Regions from separate parts of the Homo sapiens genome. Here region 2 is linked to region 1. A link is a loop called in an ENCODE intact Hi-C map of the cell type or tissue named here. Cell type or tissue: gastrocnemius medialis. All regions are shown on one strand. Each heading gives the region's core, and the rest is flanking DNA. Links, peaks and the distances in the headings are about the cores only. Region 1 has its middle 4.6 kb from the start of KCNC1. Region 2 overlaps SERGEF (secretion regulating guanine nucleotide exchange factor).

Evidence for each region. A loop is a pair of places that touch in the nucleus more often than their neighbours do. Peaks named below come from ENCODE experiments on the same cell type or tissue, not always from the same donor. Only the 100,000 strongest peaks of a DNase experiment are listed, where the experiment ranks them.
Region 2: a loop joins it to region 1, with 10 times the contacts of the local background. A loop is called at or near these places in 100 of 110 quality-filtered maps.

Annotation. Positions count from the first base shown.
Region 1 is chr11:17,725,977-17,734,311 of GRCh38, reverse strand. No RefSeq gene overlaps it. Among named protein-coding and RNA genes, the nearest start is that of KCNC1, 4.6 kb to the left of the region's middle. In gastrocnemius medialis, for the core only: CTCF peaks have their summits at 3,077 (motif pointing left) and 3,626 (motif pointing right); DNase peaks (open chromatin) are centred at 3,051 and 3,541; H3K27ac peaks cover 280 bases.
Region 2 is chr11:17,976,908-17,985,242 of GRCh38, reverse strand. The region is part of intron 8 of SERGEF (secretion regulating guanine nucleotide exchange factor); the gene reads left to right. Among named protein-coding and RNA genes, the nearest start is that of SERGEF, 32 kb to the left of the region's middle. In gastrocnemius medialis, for the core only: CTCF peaks have their summits at 5,288 (motif pointing right) and 6,367 (motif pointing right); a DNase peak (open chromatin) is centred at 6,432; H3K27ac peaks cover 294 bases.

The DNA.
Region 1 (8,335 bases), core at 18-8,017:
GGGTAATGTCTTGCATGAACCCCAACACACACACACACACACACACACCACGTTATCCTCTACGCCCTCCACTAACAATCAATCCTGGACCCCTATTAACCCCTTTGGACTCCTTACTGACCCTGGGCCCTTTATAGCTTCAGACAGAGGGAGTCTCCCATGAGTGCCACATCCATCCAAGCTCACGGACTCTCCCACACTAACCCTGGATCCCTAGGTGGAGACCCCTTATGAAAAGGACCTTCTGCCCTCAGAGGTCAGAAGCAGCAACTGCTCGTAGTTTCCCTGAGCACTGACACCCCCACCCCGCACTTCCTAGGGCTTCAACTGCCCTGGGTGATAAGCTGGTGTTATGTCTGGGAGCTGGGTGGGAGCTGCTGCTTGCTGTGATTCCTCCATCTTCACAGTTGGTCCTGGGGGTGGGAGTTCCAGTTTGAACCTCAAAGCCTTCCTGGCCCATGCCTGCTGCTAGTGCCTTGGTTTACTCAGTAAAGCAATCACTCCTTTACTCCTTACTTGTTTCAGGATCCGTCCCAGGCACAAGGACACAAGAGATGAATCTGACCCAGCCTCTGGCCTTGAGAAGCTCCCAGCCTTCTGGGGAGGTGGCCAGGTGGGCCTAGGCAGGACTGGGGAGGTCAGGCCCGTCTCCAGGGGTGGCTGGGGTGGGAAAGAGGCTTATTGATCCCAGCTCAACCCAATCGAACACAGGATGCCTGGGCAAAGGGCGATTTAATTAAGAAGATATGAGGCTTTTATTACTGCTGGCACTTTCTAACTGTGCAGACAGCTGTCCCTCTACCCTGACCCACAGATGCCGTTGTGAGCCTGGGGACAAAGCTGTGCCACAGACATCGCTCTCCTTACTTGGCCAGGGGAATCCCAATCTAGCCACAGGAAAATCTGTGTGTGGTGGGTAAAAGGCTTGAAGGGGTGGAGAGGGGCAGGGCAAGGATTGACAGATGGGAATAGGACAAGGGGAGAGACAGAGAGGCTAAATTAAGTCAGAAATGGGCAGAGTTGGGCAGAGACAAAGAGAGGGTTGGATTTTGGGGCCTGCATGGCACCTCCTCCCTCCAGATATTGATCTGTGTGATTCCTCTAAATAGGAGCTGTTTCCCCTTCAATCTCAGAGTAATGCAGGGATGAGAGTGATTTTGAGTGTCCCTTTCACCCTGACCAGTGTGAGTCCCCATCTCCTAACCACAAGGAAGCCTGGCCTGGTGTGGCCCGGCCTGGTGTGGCCCATCCTGGCCCATATTCAGATCCCCGGGACATGGGTTCTCAGGAAATTCTGTCCCAACATTGGTAGAAGATGAAATAGAAATGGAGAATCCAGAAGGAAGAGAAAAAGGTGGACACAGAGGCAGACACATACACACACACACACACACACACACACACACACACACACACACACACACAGCTGGGAGAAATCAAGATGGGGAGAGACAAGAAAGCAGCCTCTCCAAACCTTCCTTTCTTTCTACCCAGATGTCCAGCCCCTCTTCTCACCCAAGAATCTTCTGGGATTCTACTAGCCATAGGGTTCCAGGACTTCACCTCTCTCTTCACCTGCAGAACCACACGGGATCAGAGTATGGCTCCTGATCTTCTCCATAGCTCATCTGATCTCCATAAAAGGACCATCAGCTCCTCCAGGGCTTCTTGTTTGCTTCCCTCCAGAGTGCCCAGAATACAGTAGATCCTCACTAAGGTCCAGATGATTTGAGAAAGGCTAGGAGAGAGGCTGGGATCCTAGAACCCAAGTGGCAGAGACTGTGGGAGTCTGGAACACCTAATGGAGACCAAGTCAGGAGGAGGGACTTACCCAGGGTTTTTTAGGGAATCAGTGCAGGGCCCCATCACTACGCCATGGCGAGTCCTAATAGGGGGCTGCAGTGTGACCCAGGCAGTTGGGGAGGGGGCACAGAGAGACAGAGAGAAACAAGGGGCTCCTGGTAGGCAGAAGGTTGGGTGATTAGGGGCTCTGGACGATGTGTTAGAAAGAGGGAGGTAGGCCAGGGTTGGAGGCAGAAGGAATGTGAAAGGGTATTCATTGCACCCTAAAGCCCATTACACCCTAAAATCCCCCAAGAGGTAAGCAGAGAAAACTCAGACACAGGAGCCTCCCCAGCAGGAGAGGGTAGCTGTTCCCAATGTGCCCCACACTGTTCCACTTTAGGATTCTCACTTTGATCCCTGATGACACACCCCCAGCCCAGGCCCCAAAGAATGGCCTCCCTTGTGGATCCTGAACAGGACATCAAACTTTCTTCTCTCACTTCCCCTTCACACTGCGAGAATGCTAGCATTTGCAAACAGCCTAGGAAAACCAAGAGGGCAACACAGAAGAAATCAACAAAAACCAAAAACCAGAAAACAGAGAAACAGAGGGTTTTGGGGGGAAATAGGAGGAAGAATGACTAACCATTCCCTAGCTTCTCACTCGCAAACACTAACGACAGACCCCCAGCTAGACTGAAAACCTCACTCCTTTTCCACTTTGGAGCAGCACCTCCTATTCGCAGCCATTTGCCCCTCCCTTGCAGAAGAAAGCTTGTGGTCTGGTGCCAGAGGGTCTTTGGTAGCTGGGGCTGGTGGGGGTGGGAGCAGTTGTGGTGTGGTATGTTCAGTGGCTAAGAGCACAGACTTTAAAACCAGACTGCCTGGATTCAAATCCCAGCTCCAGTACTGACTAGCTGTGACCTTGGGCAAGTTACTCAACTTCTCTGTGCCTCGTTTTTTGCTTTTACTGTTGTATTGAAATAATAATAATAACTCCTGTATCCTTAACATCTAAGTTCTAGAATTTCTCTTGTTTAGGCCCAAGGAGGGATTGCTGGGCTTCAGTAAGCTTCATGTAGGAAAGGCTAGAATATAAGCTGGTGTTGGGAGTGGACTAAAAAAAAGGTGAAGGGAGTTCTGAAGCCAAGTTTGGCCTATGTTTTCCCACCTGGCACTTGCAGGCCTTAGATCTGGTCCTGCTAAGCTCTGGAACTGGCCCAAGTCCAGCCCCTAGGCTTTTGTCCAGGTTGGCACATCCTCCATGCTGCTCTCCCAGGCCCAGAGCCTCAGCCCTCCTGGTGGGCTGGGGTGCCATCTTGTGGCCATGGCTGGGAACTAACCTAAGCTGGGTATTGACCGAGAAGGCTTTGAGGATAGTAACCCTGCTCTGATGGTAAGCCGTGGGGGTGGCAGACATCCCCTCCCTAGACCATACCGCCTGCCTCCAATGGTCAGGGAAGATTGAATCCAGAGATGCCGTAGTGGGAAATTGGCGACCTTGGCCACAGATCTGTAGGTTGAGCAGTGACCCTGGTAACCTGGGCTGAGCTGCAGCGAGGTATACAGCTAGCTGTTCCTTCTTGGAAACTCTGGGGCAGGGGCACCAACATGGCTTAGGCCATGGGAAGTCCAGAAAGGGGCCAAGGTGAAGAATACTCTTGGAAGGTGTCTAGACCAGGGTTTCTCAACTTCTGCACTGTTGACATCTTGGCTCAGATGTAATCCTTTGCCAGGGTTGGGGCCGGGTGCTGTACTGTGCATTGCAGGATATTTAGCAGGCCTCTGTCCACTAGGTGTCGGTAGAAGCCTCTTCCCTAGCAGTGATCACCAAAAAGGTCTACAGACACTGCCAAATGTACCCTGGGAGGTAAAATTTCTTCCGGTTGAGAGAACCACTGATGTAGACAGACTTGGTTACAAATCCCATTTTTGCTATTCACTAGCTGCGTCAACTAGTCCCATTCCCTCTCTAGGCTTCTATTTCCTCATTATCCATAAAGGGACCAATGTCTGGTAAGGATTAAATGACATGGTACCTCATTTCCTCTTCTTCCCTTTTCTCCCTTCCCTCGGGCTCCCTAGCCCACTTCTCATCCCTCTGTGACCAGCCCTTACACCCCCTCCCCCTCATGGACTCCTACCATCCTTCAGCAATGTCCCTTAGGGTGTCAGTGTGGCCCTGGGGACAGAGCATTAGCCCTCCCTGGGCCTGGATGCCTCTCCCTGCAGGCTGTGGGAGGGAGGTGCGGAAGTGTGAGATGAGATGATGGCTGTGGTGAACATGGTCAGGTGTGCATATATGTAAGGAGGCTGGGTGGGTACAGGCCCTCCTGCAAGCATGTTCACAGCAGGACTGTGCAGAGGACACTGAGTTCTCCTCCCAGAAGCAGCTGGAGACTCGTGGCTACCCTAAAGGTCTTCCCTCTGCGGCTCCTCTGATAGGGAGAGCCTGGCAAGTTCTCTTGTATGTACACCTGTGGATGTGTCAGCCTGCAGGTGAGCATGGTCAGTATGCAGAGGTGGGTCCAGGGTGTGTAGGGCCTGAAGCCTGGAAGTTTTGGGGGTCACTCTTTTAAAAAAAGAAAGCAAAAAAGAATACAAAGTTGGATACAAAAGTGAATATTTATTTAGACTTAGAAAAGGACTCAAGACCAAATATAAATTTTAAGAAGCTGACATATACTACAAATATTTAAAAATACAGAAAAAAGCTTCATATTTTTATTAACTGCACGGCACACCTATATAATGATTTAAAATAAGTTACATTTATTTGGAAGCATTCAGTATGCCAACAAAAACAGATGCAACTTTTTTTGCAATTACAGAATAATATTTAGTTAATACATTTATTTTACATAAGCTACATCGAAGATGACTGGAAATTAAAAAATCATCACCTTCCCTCCAATATAACTATTTTTTTCTGTGTACTAACAAGACCCTGCTTTACATTTCTATGCCAATTTATAGGTCCCGGGTAGTACCAGGCACAGTTAGTAGCTACTGAAAACACCTCCTGGACAGGACTACTTAAAGATACATTATGAAATGCAAGGGACCCAGAAAACTCACAACAGTATTGAAGAAGGAGAGTAAAGCTGGAGGACTCACGCTTCCCAATTTCAAAACTAACTACCACACTACAATAATCAAGACTGTGTGGTATTGGCATAAGGATAGATAGATAGATCAATGGAATAGAATTGAGAGTACAGAAATAAACTCATATATTTATGGTCAATTAATTTTTGACAAGAGTGCCAAGACAATTCAATGGAGAAAGAATCGTCATTTCAATAAATGATGCTGAAACAACTATATATTCATACGCAAAAGAATGAATTTGGATCCCATACTTACACCATATTAAAAATTTTAAATGGACCAAATTCCTAAATGTTAGGGCCAAAGTCATATAACTCTTAGAAGAACTTGAAGTAAGTAATCGTTTCTTAGATGTGATGTCAAAACCATAAGCAAAAAAAAAAAAAAAAAAAAGGAACAGGTAGATAACTTGGATCTTGGATCTCATCAAAATAAAATAGACATTTGTGCTTCAAAGGAAGTGAAAAGAATTCGCAGAATGGGAGATATAATTGCAAATCCTATATCTGATAAGAGTCTGATATCTAGATTAGATAAAGAACTCTCATAACTCAATGTATTAGTCCATTCTCACACTGCTATGAAGAAATACCCAAGACTGGGTAATTTATAAAGGAAAGAGGTTTAATTGACTCACTGTTCCACATTGCTGAGGAGGCCTCAGGAAACTTACAATCATGGCAGAAGGCAAAGGAGAAGCAGGCACCTTCTTCACAGGGTGGCAGGATGTAGTGAATGGAAGCAGGGGAAACATCAGACACTTATAAAACCATCAGATCTCATTGAGAACTCACTATCATGAGAAGAGCATGGGGGAAACCACTCCCAGTGATCCAACTGCCTCCACCTGGTCCTGCCCTTGACACATGGGGATTATGGGGATTACAATTCTAGGTGAGATCTGGGTGGGGACACAGAGCCAAACCATACCACTCAACAACAAAAAGACAACCTAATTTTAAAATGGGCAAAGAATTTGAATGGACATTTCTCCAAAGAAAACATACAAATACTCAATACGCACATGAAAACATGCTCAACATGTGATTAGAGAAATGCAACTCAAAACCCACTTCACACCCACTAGGCTACTTCTAACAAAAAAGACAAACAACAGAATGTTGTCAAGGATGTGGAGACATTGGAACCCCTATATGTTGCTGATGGGAATATAAAATGGTGCAGCTGCTTTGGGGAAAAGTTTGACAGTTCCTCAAAACTTTAAACATAGAGCTGTGATATAGCTAGCAATTCTGCTTTTAGATACATACCCAAGAAAATTGAAAGCACACATTTACACAGACACTTGTACTTGAATGTTCACAGCAGCATTATTCCTAATAGCTAAGAAGTAGAAATAACCCACGTGACCAACAGATGAATGAATTAAAAAAGTGTGATATATCCGTATAATACACTATTATTCAGCATAAAAAGGAATGAAGTATGCTACACGCTGTAAGATAGATGAACTGGCTGGGTGCGGTGGCTCACACCTGTAATCCCAGCACTTTCGGAGGCCGAGGTGGGGGGATCACCTGAGGTCAGGAGTTCAAGACCAGCCTGGCCAACATAGTGAAACCCCATCTCTACTAAAAATACAAAAATTAGGCGAGCGTGGTGGTGGGTGCCTGTAATCCCAGTTACTTGGGAGGCTGAGGCAGAAGAATTGCTTGAACCCAGGAGGTAAAGGTTGCAGTGAGCTGAGATCACGCCACTGTACTCCAGCCTGGGTGACAGAGGGAGACTGTCTCAAAAAAAAAAAAAAAAAAGATAGATGAAGCTTGAAAACATGATGTTGGTGTTAATTGTTGAGGTCTAGTTACAGTGGCATATTATGAATTTTATACATGATTCCTTTCATATGAAATTTCCCAAATACGCAAATCCATAGAGTCAGAAAGTAGGTTAGTGGTTGCCAGGGGCAAGCAGGAGGAAGGGGATAGTGAAGAGTGACAGCTAATGCCTATGGGTTTCTTTTGGGGGTGATGAACATGTTTTGAGATTAGACAGTCGTGATGGTTGCATAGCCTTGTGCATATAGTACAAACCACTGAACTATGCATTTTAAAAAGGTGAATTTTATGGTTGTGAGTTATATCTTAATTTAAAAATTGGGAAAAGTAAAAGAAAGAAGGACCAGTTAACCAGGAGTCTATAATTGAGTTGCCTGTGCTGAGAATAAGCTTCTCAGTTTGTTGTGGTCCCGGTTTCCTTATCTGTAAGAGATCTGCTTCATAATCTCTTCTTTCTTTGAAATGCTTTAAGCAAATTATGAAATAATTTCAAAACTGAGACATACTTTTTAAATTTACTAATTTATTCCACAGAGTAAATGCCAAAGTCCAGGTGGGTTAAGTCCCATTCCCAAGATCTTAGAGCTGGTCAATGACACAGCCAGGCCTAGATCCCAGGGAATTATGTAGCCATTGGCATACCATAGGACTCACTTCCCCCTGCTACTGGGAAAGTTCTACATGAATTAAAACCCACTGTCACGTGTTCTCTGAAAAAAATAAGTTACCAACTACACAAAAATGACCCTGTGCAATATAAAAACAAATATTGCACAGCCTCTCATCGAATGTTTTTAAATAGGAGTGACTTGTGTGCAGTGCGAGTGTTTCAAATGCCTTATGAGAGAAAAAAAAAAACGAAGGTAGGACCAACTTGTTTTTTCATCATTATCACATCATCATCTTTGCCTTTATCTTCCTCCTCGTCTCCTCATTCTATCTACCTTCCACCTCTTGCTCCTTTTTCTTGTCTTTTTCAGTCTTGCCTACCTCTTTCCACCCGCATCCGGCTGCACATTCTTTGATTGCTTCTTCATGTGACAATGGTTTTATAATATCATTTTCTATACAGAGAATAGAGAGATTATTCAGTCTTTCCTTCAACATGGTTGATCAAAACTTGTTTTGTACCATTGATAATTTAAGGAAATTTCAGGCTCACAAGTCTATTGGAAATGTCATGTACATTTTTAGAATTGATGTCAAATTTGAGGAAACCTCAATCAAGTTTCTTTCATCTGTGGGCTGTAAAAACTCAAGGCATTTTGAGTTTTCTTGTGTGGTGACTAATTTTAAATATTTTTTAATTGACAAGTTTCTTTAATAATTGTGTTGATGATGTTGAGGTCTTGTTATAGTGGCATATTATGAATTTTATGCTATCTTTGTGGATGCCAGTAGTTTGTAACAGATCAGCAAAAAATTTAAATCTTTTCCCAATGTGTTCATGTAATTTGCCATTATTCACTGGTGGGATTATTAAACCATGCAAGAGTCTTTTCCATAAATCTATTAGAAAATTTTCTTCTTCTTTTAATAAACCACTTTTTGGCATGATCTAGATAAATTTTGTGGTTCTAATTATCTTCTCAATGTCAGAATCATTTAAATTTATATCATTGTTCATCATTATTGCTTATGTT
Region 2 (8,335 bases), core at 319-8,318, 250 kb before region 1:
TGATGGCTGCCTGGGGTATGTAAGTAAATTAAAGACTTAGTAGTTGCTTTTAGAAAGACTTCTGTTTCCACAGGGATAATGCCACCTTGAGACTACTAGCCTGAAAGCTCATGAGCTGGCCAGGGATGCCATACTCAATATCAAACTCTGACAGCAAAGTTTTCTAAAGTCTTTTACTTGCATGCAGTAGGCAAGTGGCTCTTTCATATTATCAACAACTTGGAAGATTTTCGTGGCCTAATTTGTAATATTACCTATTAAAATTCAGGATACTCATCCCAATTTGTAATTGTGTACATCTCTTTGTATTCTTATTTGTTTAATGTCTAGACTGTAAATTACATGAGAGCAGTGTCTGTTTTGTTCATGGCCATATCCCCAGCATCTGGCACAGGCCTGATACATAACAGATGATCAGTAACTAAGTGCTGAATGAATAAGTAAATGGCAAGGTAGAGAAAAACCTGGGCTTTGAAGTCAGATAGACCAAGGCTTGAATCTTAGCTCTCTTAACCTACTGATTGTGTGACTGTGGGCAGCTCCACCTCTCTCTGTCTCCATTGTCACCACCCTAGTTCAGCCCACTGTCACCTCTTAACTAAATCCTGCAGTAGCCTTTAACTGGTGTTCTGGTCTTCCCATATTTACTCCTTGATATAGTTTGGATGTGTGTCCCCACCCAAATCTCATGTTGAAATGTAATCCCCAGTGTTGGAGGTGGGGCCTGATGGGAGGTGATTGGATCATTGGGGTACATTTCTCATGAATGGTTTAGTACCATTCTTCTTGGTACTGTCCTTGCCATTGTGAGTGAGTTCTCATGAGATCTGGTTGTTTAAAAGTGTGTACCATTTCCCTCTTGCTGCCTTGCGCCTGCTCTTGTCAGATGATGTCCAAGCTCCCGCTTCCTCTTCCACCATGATTGTACGCTTCCAGAGGCCTCCCCAGAAGCTAATGCTCGAACTATGCTTCCTGTACAGCCTACAGAACCATAAGCCAATTAAACCTCTTCTCTTTATCAATTACCTAGTCTTAAGTATTCTTTATAGGAGTGTGAGAATGACTAATATCCTCCCTCTCCCCTCCAACCCATTCTTCATACCTCAGTTGAAAGATCTCTTCAAACCCATTGTGTTACATTCATATGGCTTCCCATTGCTCTTATGATGAAAATATAATCCTTAGTGGTTCTACAGGTCCTATGTAATCTGATGTCTGCTGACCTTTCCAGTCCCATTTCTCACCATGCTAGTTCTTGATCCCTATCCAATCTGCACTCTGGCCTTTGCTTGGTCCCTTGAAAGCATCATTCATTTCCCACCATAGTGCCTTTGCACCTGATATTCCCTCTATTTGGCCACTTATCCATGCACCTCTTCTTCAGTTTGACTTAGCTAAATCCTTTTTTTTTTTTTTTAAAGTCTTAACCCTTAACTTAGGTATCTGGGAGAACTTCTCTTGACATTGCTGACTAGTCATTTCTCCTTTTTTTTTTTTCTGTTCTCATAGCACCGTAAACCTCTCTTTTGTGCTCTTTTTTGGTAGCATTCTTTGACTAATTTCCTTTCCCACTAGACTGTAAGCCCCATGAAGGCAGGAGCCATGCTTGCTTTTGCCTACTTAAGACATGTTGGACAAATGAAAAAACCCAACTTCTTTGAACTTATTTCCTTATTAGGAAAGTGGGGAAATAACTGCTGACCTGATATGAGGATTAAAAGAGATGATGTATTAAAGCATCCAGCACAGGACTGGCTCATATGTCTTTTAAAGACACATTAGCTCCCACTACTCTTTTGGAAACTCTTGAGCTCTCTAGAGATCACATGCTCCATTTCTTCTCTTTATATCTCTGTGGGGCTGGATGTGAATGTCTCTGGATGGGTGACAAGTTGATTCAGAACTCTCCTGAAGAGTGCAGAAAGATCAGTGCTTACAAATGCTGGTTACAAGTGCTGGTTGCTGACGGTGTGTTAGAATTTCAAAGGGAATTATTTACACAAGATCTAAACCTTAATGTGGAGTTGGTCAGAATGTCTAGAATCCAGTTGCTTTTGGGGTGCTGGAAGCTTTCCCTGAATCATGCAGTATCCCAAAGTAGCCTTGTGGTCTTACAAGGAATATGGATTGAAAAAGTGAGAACAAATACAGGGAGTTCTTTGACATTCTTTACTTTCTTCAGTGTTACCTTAAAGAGCCAAAGAGTCTTAGAAGTTTTAGAGAATCAATGATGGAAGAAGCAACTTCCTCACTTTGCAAATGAAAAAACTGAAACCAAGCAGAGAGAAAGTGACTTTATGGCAACTTTAAGCTAGAAATCTAGTTCTACTTTCCAGTGAAATTTTCTCCCTTCCATCGGTGTCCTCTTGATTTGTGGTTATATCCTTTTGATTGAGGTTTTTTATTATTTGTTTTCCTAAAGAGGGGAATTGTATGGTACATATGAAAGGGACTGGCTGTTAGCTACTCTTTCAAGTGTCACAGCCCAAGAAATATTTTATTGCATTTGATGTCTAAGCATTAGTGAAATTCAAGCCCAGCCATTGATTCACACTAAACTGAGTTTATAAATATACCTAATGCTGATTTTTCTGTTTTGGGGCCAAGATCCTTTTCAGAATAGGGTGACAGTATACATTACTCCATCTTCTTTGGGACCATATATCATGAAACTTCAACCAAGCCTGGGGAGATTCTGACCTCATGGGCTCTATTTAAAGCAGGTGCTTTGGAATTAATGATGCTTGTGCTTTAGAATTTTGAAAACCCCATGAGTGAAAGTCAAACTGAGCCCAAAGGCTTGTTTTGAAATGGATACTTTTTTATTCTTATTAAAGTCATGAGTTTTTATCCTAGAATCCTTAGAATGTCAGTAATGGATGGAAACTTAGAGATCATCTGGCCTTAATTCCTCAGTTTAGAGATGTGAAAACTGAGGACTAAATAGGGGAGGCACAGTGAGTGAATGAAGGAGCTAGGACCAGAACTCAATCAAGTCTCATGACTCTCAGTACAGTGTTCTTTCTGCCTTGTTACATTCTTTCCAGAGATGATGAGGAAGTGTGGACGACTTAACTAGTCAAATCCAGGGACCTGAACCAGGAATGACAGTTCCTTCTGTATAAGAAGTTCTGCTTTGGCCAGGCATGGTGGCTCACGTCTGTAATTCCAACACTTTGGGAGGCTGAGGCAGGTGGATCTCTTGAGCCCAGGAGTTTGAGATCAGCCTGGGCAGTATGGCAAAACTCTGTCTCTACAACAAAATATAAAAAAAATTATCTGGGTGTGGTGGTGCGTGCCTGTGGTCCCAGCTACTTGGGAGGCTGGGGCAGGAGGATGGCTTGAGCCCAGGAGGTGGAGGTTGCAGTAAGCTAAGGTTGCGCCACTGCAGTCCAGCCTGGGTGACAGAGTGAGGCCCTGTCTCAAAGAGAAAAAAAAAGAAGTTCTGCTTCAAGAAAACACTTATTCTTACCTGAAGAGTGCAGCCATAGATTTCTTTAAGGATATGTGTGTGGAGTAGAAACTGGGAAATGGTTCCTGAGAAGCGAGGGTCAGGAGGCCATTCTGGGATTCACAGAAGCAGCTACATGAGAATACAACAGCAATCATAACTCTCACGGACCACCTTTATTACTATAAAGTACTTTCACATCCATGTTCTCATATGAAGTTGGCAAGATGAGTATTATTATCCTTACTTCACACAAGAGTCCCTAATTCGTTAATGGCATTGCCCTGTTTCACACAGAAGGGCAGAGCTAAAACTTGAATCCCATCTTTTGTCCCCAAGCCTGCTATTCTAATTCCAGATCTTGTGTTTCTCAGAGAGCTCTAACTCATCAGCTAAACTTCTTTTACCCTTCAAAGAAACATCTTTCCCCAGCTTTTGACAGTGATACTACATTTCGGCAAGCAATTGGAAGGAAATTCATAGGTATCTTTAGTCCTTTAGCAGATATTTGTGAAATGCTTATCTATATGCATATAGTACTATGCTACAGAATACAGGGGAATATAAAATCCAGAACCACCTTTAGGAAGCTTGTGGTTGGATGAGCAACTAAATATTTAGTAGAAGAATAAAAAGATTGTGGCCAAGGGCCGAAGGAGTGACCCAGACACTGCAGGCTCTAGGATTTCAGGGGAAGGAGAGGTCAGTGTGGGTGAAGTTGGTCAGGGAAGGGTGTGAAATTGTGGTTGGGCTTTGGGAAGGTCACATTTTAATAGATGGAGAGTTTGACTTGCTTCTCTTGCTTTCTCTTTGTCCTCTGGCAAGACACTAAACTCTCTGGTCCCTTTCTTCCATCTGGCCAATACGTTTACATAATAATCTTTAAGGGTCATTCCAGCTCTGAAATTCTATCCTATAAAAAATAAAACTGGCCTAAAGAAATAGTCATGGATGTATTCAAAGATTAAGTATAATGCCATTTACTGCAGCCTAATTTATAATGACAAAAACAAAGGTATGGAAACAAATAAAATTGAAGAGAGATTGGTTAAACAAATTGTGGCAGAGCCATATGTTGGAATATTATATTGTCATTAAATAGAATGTTTTAGAAGGATATTTAATGACAGGAATACGCTCGTGGTATAGTAAGTGAAAAGAATGATTAACCATACTGTAACTTCTAATTTGTTGAAAGAAAAAAAGAATGTTTCTGTAGAAAAGACTAGAAGGAAATGGGCCAGGTGGGATTATGAGTGAATTTGTTTTCTATGATGAATTTTGAATATTTTCAATTTGATTATAGCTCCTATAAATACTATTTTAAAGTTAATAAGATCACTTACCCCTCAGTGCAAGAGACTGGCTCCTTTGCCATCTATTCCCATGTATATATGTCCTTGACAAGTCACTTGCACGGGCCTCAATTCGGAGGTTGCATGGAAGAGAGGCAAGATACTTTAGCAGGAGGCAGGAGAGTGGCCATCTATTTTTGGCTCGGTCATGAGTCAGCTTTGTGACTTTGGGTAAGTCCCTCCTGAATATCCCTGAGCCTCAGTTTCTTCATCTGAAGAGGGGAGTTGGAGGTCACAAAAGGTCCTTTAAGTTGCAAAATATATTTGTTCCTAAAGATGGATAATTTCTCCACTATTGTGGAACTGGCTAAGAGGCCTCTTTGGCTTCTTGAGCCTGGCCTCTTTCTTTTCTCTCCCGCTCCCCTGCACTTGGGCTCTGCTGGCTGCAGGCTGATTTCTTTCATTCAGAGTTCAGGGTGAATTGGAGTAGAAGTTGAGTGACAGGGTCTCTGCGCAGGTAGGGTGTAATGACAGCACTGAACCACTAGAGGGAAGCATTGTTTGATTACTTTCCCCTTTCCCATTTTTTAGCGGCTGTGTCTGCAGGTGAAGATCAGTCTTGATTTGCCTGGGGGTTTCAAATTCTAGCATTTTAGAATTAAAAGGACTTCGAAGATCATCCAGTAAAACCCTAGTATGCTGCAGATGTGCGATGATAGAGGCCTGGAAAAGCAAGCGACCTAGTTAAAGTCACACAATGTGCTTTTTCAGGGTCTACACTGTAAAGGAAGGCTGCAGACAGAGCCAAGGGTATGATCAGTTGAGTCCACAAAGAATAGACAGGTCCCATGTTGTGCAGAAACCTAAAGGATCTACTTGTATACTTGCATTCACTGAGCGCCTCTGGCCAGGTGTTAAGAGGCCTGGAGATAGAGAAGAAAAGATATAACCCTGCCCGGAGGAGCTGCTGTCTGGCAGGGGGAAGCTCACACAAACACACAATGCTACCCCAGGTGTCTTCCCCACTATTTGGTGGTCTGCCTAGTCTAGGATCCAGGCTGTGGTGGTGGCTTGGAGCCTGGTTTATGGAAGACCCTGCAGGTGTTCTTATGAATGATCACCTCCAAGATTAGGGAGATACATTGGATACCCCAAGTTTGTATTTCCAGTTAATTTCTGCAAGCAGTGCTCAGCCTGTTCACGTGCCATGCCTTACTATTTCTTGAGGTTTGCGAGGAATCCTGGCAGTTTTTTCCCCACCTTCAAACAGCTTTGTTCCTTGGCTCTAGGCTGACTTTATTTTTGGTTTGCAGGTACCCACCAGCCCTAAGCATTGTGGCAAAGTGAAACCGTGTACTGGCCTGGGAACCAGGCAGCTCTGTGATCTTATGCAGGTTACCTTCTGTCTTTGAGAAGGGAGGTCATGTTCTCAGCTGCAGCTGTGTCATCTCTGCTAGAGAGATGAAGCGTTATCATTATATTTGGATTTTGTGTTTGGCTGTGAATACCCATTGATCTGTGGTCTAGAGAAGTGTAGCATGTGTGCACCTGAAGCAGAAGCAGGAGTCACCCTCTGAAGTGGGTGTATTCGACAAGGGGCTGGGCCTGCAGGGCCACCAGATGGCAGCAGTAGGCAGCCAGCTAGCCTTGGGATGAGGCTGGTAGAGTCATCATTCGGAATTAGTAAGGTCAGAGCTGAAAGGGCCCCTGGAGGTCACCCAGGCCTTCCCTGTTTTTGTATGGATGGGAGAACCTAGGCCCAGAAAGGGAAAGGGTCTTGCATAAGGACACACCCTGAGTTAATAGCTGATAGTCCTTGCTCTTAACAGGAACTGATATGGATCTGACCTCTAGCTGGCTGCCCCATGGAGATCCAGGGGACAAGGGCCAGTGAGCCAGCTGTGGGAGAGGACCTGGCAGTGGCAGTTAACTGTCTGCCTTTTTCCTGATTTCTTCAAGGGCCTGGTCTTAATGATTTTTCACCTTCTCACTCACAGCAAAAGCAATGTGCACATCTTTTCTGCTCGCCTCTGCCCTGTCCAGTTCTCCTCCTCAGTTCTCTGGACCAAGGCTTCCCATCACACTGTGCAATGGATAGAATTAGGGGTCATCTCTTAAGTCCTATACCCCACAGATGGGCAGGCCCAGGGCCTTGCCAGAGACATGCTGAAGACATGAGTTAGCACAATTGGTTGAATAAGAACATTTTTTTTTTTTTAATTTCCAAGGGGATCAGGTTAGGGCAGGGAGCCAGTGTTTGCCAAGTACTTACTATGTACTAGGTGCTCTGCCAGGTACTGCTCTACAGCCTGAGGGTAATACTGCTGTAGCCCCTTAAGGTAGGGTTCATTTCCCTTCATTCTAGGTGAGGATTGAGGCTCAGAGAGGCTAAGTGGCTTGTATAAAGTACCATAGCTAGTTAGAAAGCAAAGCAGACACTTGAATCCTGCTGTGTTTGATATCAAAGCTTATTTTATTTCATCATGCCACTTCCTCTCAAGGTGACCTTATGGGAAATGTAGCAATTGACTATCTTATTCCATTCAGGCTGCTATACCAAGTGATATAGACTGGGTGGCTTATAAACAATAGAAACCTATGTCTTACAGTTCTGGAGGCTGGGAAGTCCTAATCAAAATACCAGAAGATTTGGTGTCTGGTGATGACCTGCCTCCTGGTTCATAGACTCTCACCTTTTTGCTGTGCCTCACATGGCAGAAGAAGTAAAGGAGCTCTCTGGGGTTTCTTTTATAAGGCCAATGATCCCATTCATGAGGGCCCTACCTTCATGACCTCATCACCTCCCACAGGCCTTGTCTCCATAATATTAAGGGTTAGGATTTCAACATATGAATTTGATGGGGACACAACCATTCAGTCTGTAGCAGCCCTTTAGGCTTTAGGGAGGGGGCAACAGATATTTTGTCTCTCCTTCCTGGAGAAAGCTTCTGGGGGAGTTATGGTGGTGAACTGCCAGAGGGAGGAGGCCTTTGAAGCAGGAAAGGGCAGGTATTTATTGGAGCAGGTTAGGGAGTGGTGGCTGGTGGTATAAAGCCCACTGAGAAATGGTTAAATACCTTTCCCCTCTGTGCCTGTGTTCTAGCAGTTCTTTCTTCCAGGAATGCTCGTCTCTGTGATTCCTGCATAGCTACTGCCTCACTTCCATTGGTTCTTGTCCAAATGTCACCTCTTACACTCTATTCCCTTCACTGTGTTATTTTTCATTATAGCAGTTTTCATTGCCTGAAACCATAGTGTCATTATATGTTTACTTATTTGTTGTCATTCTCTCCTAACCGAATGTGAGCCCCACAAGGTTAGGGACTTGGTCTGCTTTATTCATCCCTGGATTTCTCCAACTATAGACGAGAGACTCGAGTGCTGGTGGCATGGGATGGGTAGAACTTTTGGATGTGGAAGTGATGCTATTTCCAATGGCTGTGTTCAGGAGATACAGCCTGTAGCTGGCCCTGCCCTCTTCCTACCTTCTTGGAGAAGCCCAGGCCACAGAGCCTCAGCTCCCTGAGGCTGACAGTGATGCCTGATGCCCCAGCGTTTTAAGACCAGCTTTGCTCCTGCCTATCTGCAA